Regions from separate parts of the Homo sapiens genome. Here region 1 is linked to region 2. A link is a contact called in ENCODE Hi-C or POLR2A ChIA-PET data. All regions are on one chromosome and are shown on one strand. The core of a region is the stretch at or near the end of the contact, and the rest is flanking DNA. Distances in the headings are between cores, read along the strand shown.

Region 1 (2,700 bases), core at 64-2,563, 100 kb after region 2:
CCAGAAGGGCCCTACCCGCTCTTTGCTCACCCCTTCGCAAAGTCCACCCATGTACAGGCCTCACCCTGGCCCCTGCTGGACTGGAAGGGGTGGGGCGATGGTCGGTTGGGGGAGCCCTTCTTCTCTGCCCCATGAGCTCTGCGGCTGCCCTACCCGCGGACGACAGCAGAGGGGGCCCTCGGCCTTGGGATGGAGGTCGGGGCTGGCAGGACCGGAGTCAAAGCGGGGGGTGGGGCGAGGTGCGGGAACTTAGCGCAAGGAGTTGGAAGCGGGGGCGGGGTAGGATGCGGGTGGGGTGCGGGTGAGGGGTAGGGAGAGGGGGCTGGACAGTTGAACCGGGAGAGGGAGCGGGGCTCCTTCGGGAACTTTTCCGGCTCGAAATGGCCTGGGAGCGCCGCAGCCTCCGCGCTCTATGCAAATGACGCAAATTACTATGCAAACCTACAGCTTGGTTCTGAGCCCACAGTTTGGGTGGTTTTCCTAATGCAGTTGGTATGGAGGGAAACGGGTGTGCACTCCCTCCCCTCCAGGTCCAGGGCTTCCTCCGGAGAGCCGCCAGAGCCGCTCTCCTGGAACACGCAGGCAAGAGCGAGCTCTGTACCCTGGGCAGGGATTTCCTTTGGGAGCTTCAGTTTTCCCTTCTGTAAATGGGGGTGATAACGCGGCTCTGTAACAGCTCGCCCGTGGAAGGGCTGTAGGTGGGCCCCGAAATCCTGCAGCCTGCTAAACATGACACCCTCCCCCACCCCCGCCACCTTTTGGCCCCAGTCCACGAGCCCCTTGCCCCTCTCTCTCTCGGCAGAAGCCTGGAGCGAGGATTAGGCATGACGTTGCTAGGGGGCGTGACTGACGGTTGCTAGGCTCCAGGGACGTTGCTATGCAACGCTGGGCGGGGCTTGTTGTTGCTAGGCCGGAGCCGGAATCGCCCGGGACCCGGAAGGGACACCTCGCGCCCTGGGTTTTAGTGGAAGGCGCCCCAGGCTACCAGGGATCGCGACACTGCTCTCCCGGTGACTTTCTTCGGGCCTGAGCTTCCCCCGGCTGGACGCAGTTTCTGAGGGTCCTTCCGGTTCACACTCTGCCACTCCGTGATCCTCTTGGCTCCGGAGTGAAGAACCCTGCGTCTTTGTGCACGTGTCTGTGCGCCTGCCTGTGAGGGGGGTGGGGGTGCAGAGCGGGTATCGCTTTTGGATTTCCATAGCAACTGCTCCTGTGTCACCCCATTGCTCCCAAAGGTTTGAGCGGTTGCTTGTACAAATTTACATATATCTGCATGTCATTAACATAGAGGCGGGGCCGGAACTTGTTTGGGCAACTATCCCTGGACGGTTCTCTTTGCTTCTTCCTCATCCCGTCTGATAGGCATGTGGGCTGCGCATGCGTGAGTGTTTAGCCTGTCCATGTTCTCAGATGTGGGGTGGATGAGTGAGCTGTGACAGTGACCATCAGTTCCCTTTCCCCACGTCCCCTTATTGAACCCTTAGCATGAATCCATCCAGATATCCCTGACTGAAGACACCCAGCTTCCCAAGCAATGCCAGGCCTTGTTGGCACTCCAATTCCTTTTCTGGCTGTGTGGCCTTGACAAGTTTAGTTACCCTCTCTGTGGCTCAGTTTTCTTCTCTGTAAACAGGGATACTAATCTCTAACTTACCAGGTGATGGGAGGGTTTAACTGGTTGCCACTTTTACACACACTAATTGCTGCTTTCTGGCCTACAGTAGGCACTCAGTGGTGCTCCCTTCCTCCCTCCCTGGAGCCCAACTCTTCTCAGAACCCAACCAAAGCAAATCAACTTCAGTTGCCGCTTAAGACATGACAACTAGACACCAGAAGAACTTCCAGATGTCAGGGCAGACTGGATTTGATGCACAGGATGAGGACTATTGTTTTCTCTATTTGTCCTTCTTGGAAGCTGGAGGTCAGGTTGGTGAGTGTGGACCCTCCTACCGCCTCCCCCTTATACCCTTGTCTCTCTCAGGGAGCCCACTGGTTTCCAGAAAACTTGCTTTCTTGTCCCAAAGGCCTGGAGCCTGAGACGGCTGTAGCAGTGACAGCTGAGCTTGGGAGGCCCGAAGACCAGGGCAGAGCAGGTGGTGGCTAAGGAAGTACCTTCCAGGACTGAGGTGTTTGGGATGGAGCAGGACTGGGATGGAAGGGAGACTGAGAGCAGAAACTGCTTGGAGAGCCACATGTCTGTTCCTTTACCAGAGAGGACTGGGGAACCCTGGGGCCACCCCCTTGCCCTTTCTGAGCCTCAGTTTCCCTGTTGTAGGCAGTAAGGACTCCTCTGTTTCAACTTGTGTGGGGGGTAATAAGTCAGCTCAGTATGGAGAACCTTCTCGTTGCTGCAGCTATGTAACAGTGCCATGGAGGGAGTTCCCTGTTCTTTGCACTGTGCAAGCAGAAGCCGAGAGGGACCCCTTAAGTGTGCTGGATAGGAGCAGCAGAATTCCTGGAGGCTCTTGTTCATTTAAAAACTGGGGTTGGCTCCTATCCTGTGTGGAGGAAGATTGTTGGTGATGGACAGGGATGTAAGAACTGGGTTCCAAGGGGTTGAGTGGCTTCCTGGAGGAGGTAGGACTGCATGGAGACCATACTCTGCAGTTGTCACTCTGACTGCTGTATGCAAGACTGCTGTCTGCTGGTGGATGGCGGTGGGCCAGCCAACTGTGCTCCACAGGTGAGGGTTCCAGGGAC
Region 2 (2,700 bases), core at 108-2,607:
GCGTGAGCCATCGAACCCATGCAGTGTCCTGATCCTGGTTCAATGCAGCCTCGATCTCTCCAGACTCAAATGATCCGCCCACCTCAGCCTCCCGAGTAGCTGGGACTACAGATTCAGGGCATCACGCCCAGCTAATTGTTTTATTTTTTATAGAGATGGGGCCTTGCCATGTTGCCCAGGATGGTCTTGAACTCCTGGCCTCAAGTAATCCTCCCACCTTAGCCTCCCAAAGTGCTGGGATTGCAGGCATGAGCCACCACACCCCACCCATCTTCACTTTTTACTCTGGTACCAAATCCAGATTGATCCAGTCATTCATTTATCCATCTGTTGAACTTTCCGGCAAATATTTAATAGAACAGCTGCATAGTATATTGGGTAAGAGCACTGGAGCCTGAAGTCAGCCTGCCAGGCATCAGATCCTGGCTCTGCCATTTAACTAGCTTTGGAAACCTTGGGAAATTTGCTTGCCCACTCTGTGTTTCAAGGTTTTTTTTTTTTTTGACAGAGTCTCACTCTGTCATCCAGGCTGGAGTGCAGTGGTGCGATCTTGGCTCACTGCAACTTCTGTCTCCTGGGTTCAAGTGATTCTCTTGCCTCAGCCTCCCACATAGCTGGGATTACAGGTGTGTGCCACCACACCCATCTAATTTTTGTATTTTTAGTAGAGACGGGGTTTCACCATGTTGGCCAGGCTGATCTCAAACTCTTGATGACTGTCTTCTTATAAGGACAACAGTTATAGTGAATTAAGTGTCCACCCTACTCTAGTGTGATCTCTTCTTAACTAATTACATCTACAATGACTCTATTTCCAAATAAGGTCACATTCTGAGGTACTGGGGGTTAGGACTTCAACATAGCTCTTTTGGAGGGACATACTCTGCTATAGTCAGAATGTTTGTGTTCCCCTCAAATTCATATGTTGAAATCCTAACTCCTAAGGTGATGGTATTAGGAGGTGGGGTCTTTGGGAAGGCAGAACACTCATGATTGGGATTAGTGCCCTTATAAAGAGACCCCAGAGAGCTAGCCTGGCCCTTCTACTATGTGAGGACATAGTAAGAAGGCACTATCTGTGAACCAGGAAGTGGGCCCTCACCAGACACTGAGGCTGTCAGGGCCTTGATCTTAGACATCCAAGCCTCCAGAACTATGAGTAACAAATTCTGTTGTTTATAAGCCACCCTGTTATAGCAGCCCAAATGGACTAAGACAGCGTTCAATGCGTAACAGGCAGGAACTCTGATACAGGAATCATATCTGCTTTCTGACCTTGTGTGGCTCACAGTCTAATGTGCGGCAGTTGTTAATGTCTTACTTCCTGTCCCCGCCCACCGCGACTGTCTTAGTTCCTTTTGTCTCACAACAGCCTCCTGAGTAGACCCTAGTCTGGCCCCACCATAGTGCATCCTCCATGGGGTGTCAGAGTGATCTTTCCAACACATAGGTTGATCATGGCACCTCCTTCTGAAGCTCCCTGGGCCTTCAGGTAAAGGTTTAGCATGAAAAATCCTTCTAGTTCTAGCTCCTTCCTGCTTGTCTGCACTGAACCTTATACCACAGCCCAGAAAACTGTTTGTAGTTCCCTGATCATATTCTTCTTCTTCTTCTTTTTTTTTTTTTTTTGAGATGGAGTTTTGCTTTGTTGCCCAGGCTGGAGTGTAATGGCGCAATCTCAGCTCACTGCGACCTCTGCCTCCCAGGTTCAAGCGATTCTCCTGCCTCAGCCTCCTGTGTAGTAGCTGGGATTACAGGCGCCTGCCACCACACCTGGCAAATTTTTGTATTTTTAGTAGAGACGGGATTTCACCATGTTGGCCAGGCTGGTCTTGAACTCCTGACCTCAGGTAATCCACCCATCTCGGCCTCTCAAAGTGCTAGGAATACAGGCGTGAGCCACCACGCCGGCTATATTTTTTAAAATTTAAAATTACTTCCTTAGGCACAACTCAACAACAAAAAGACAAACAACCCAATTTAAAAATGGGCAAAGACTTGAGTAGACATTTCTCCAAATAATATATATAAATGGCCAAAAGCACATGAAAAGATGCTCAATGTCATTAATCACTAGATTAATGCGAATAAAACTACAATGAGATACCACTTCATACCCACTAGGATGGTTATAATAAGAAAAGTAACAAGTGTTGGCGAGGATGTGGAGAAGGAGAAATTGGAACATTGCTGGTGGGAATGTAAAATGGTGCAGCTGCCGTGAAAACAATTTGGCAGGACCTCAATAAGCTAAACATAGAATTCATAGAATACTGTCTGACCCAGCAGTTCCACTTCTAGGTATGTACTCAGAAGAATTGAAAACAAGTGTTCAATTGATGGCTCACGCCTGTAATCCCAGCATTTTGGGAGGCTGATGCGGGAGGATCACCGAGGTCAGGAGTTCGAGACCAGCCTGACCAACATGGAGAAACTCCATCTCTACTAACAATACAAAATTAGCTGGGTGTGGTGGCACATGCCTATAATCCCAGCTACTCAGGAGGCTGAGGCAAGAGAATCGCTTGAACCCGGGAGGCGGAGGTTGCGGTGAACCGAGATCACACCATTGCACTCCAGCCTGGCCAACAAGAGCAAAACTCCGTCTCAAAAAAAAAAAAAAAAAAAAGAAAAACAAAAAGAAAACAAGTGTTCAAATAAAAACTGTACACAAATGTTCATAGCAACATTATTCACAAT

What was found. A loop is a pair of places that touch in the nucleus more often than their neighbours do. ChIA-PET counts read pairs that join two places held with the same protein, here RNA polymerase II (POLR2A). Pooled maps may share reads with other maps.
Region 1: a loop to region 2 is called in a pooled map, with 4 times the contacts of the local background. The contact joins two enhancer-like sites. A Hi-C loop is called at or near these places in 5 of 50 pooled maps. POLR2A ChIA-PET finds 5 or more read pairs at or near these places in 6 of 52 experiments (BJ, Caco-2, Panc1 and 3 more).

What each region holds. Positions count from the first base shown.
Region 1 is chr1:31,786,849-31,789,548 of GRCh38, reverse strand. No RefSeq gene overlaps it. Among named protein-coding and RNA genes, the nearest start is that of ADGRB2, 24 kb to the right of the region's middle. RefSeq lists silencers at 157-446, 777-826 and an enhancer at 612-1,387. Within about 2 kb of position 1,313, at least 40 of the 41 ENCODE cell types and tissues checked have a DNase peak (open chromatin) inside an H3K27ac peak, as active enhancers do.
Region 2 is chr1:31,888,013-31,890,712 of GRCh38, reverse strand. No RefSeq gene overlaps it. Among named protein-coding and RNA genes, the nearest start is that of PTP4A2, 49 kb to the left of the region's middle. RefSeq lists enhancers at 1,029-1,178, 1,469-1,518. Within about 2 kb of position 1,357, at least 21 of the 41 ENCODE cell types and tissues checked have a DNase peak (open chromatin) inside an H3K27ac peak, as active enhancers do.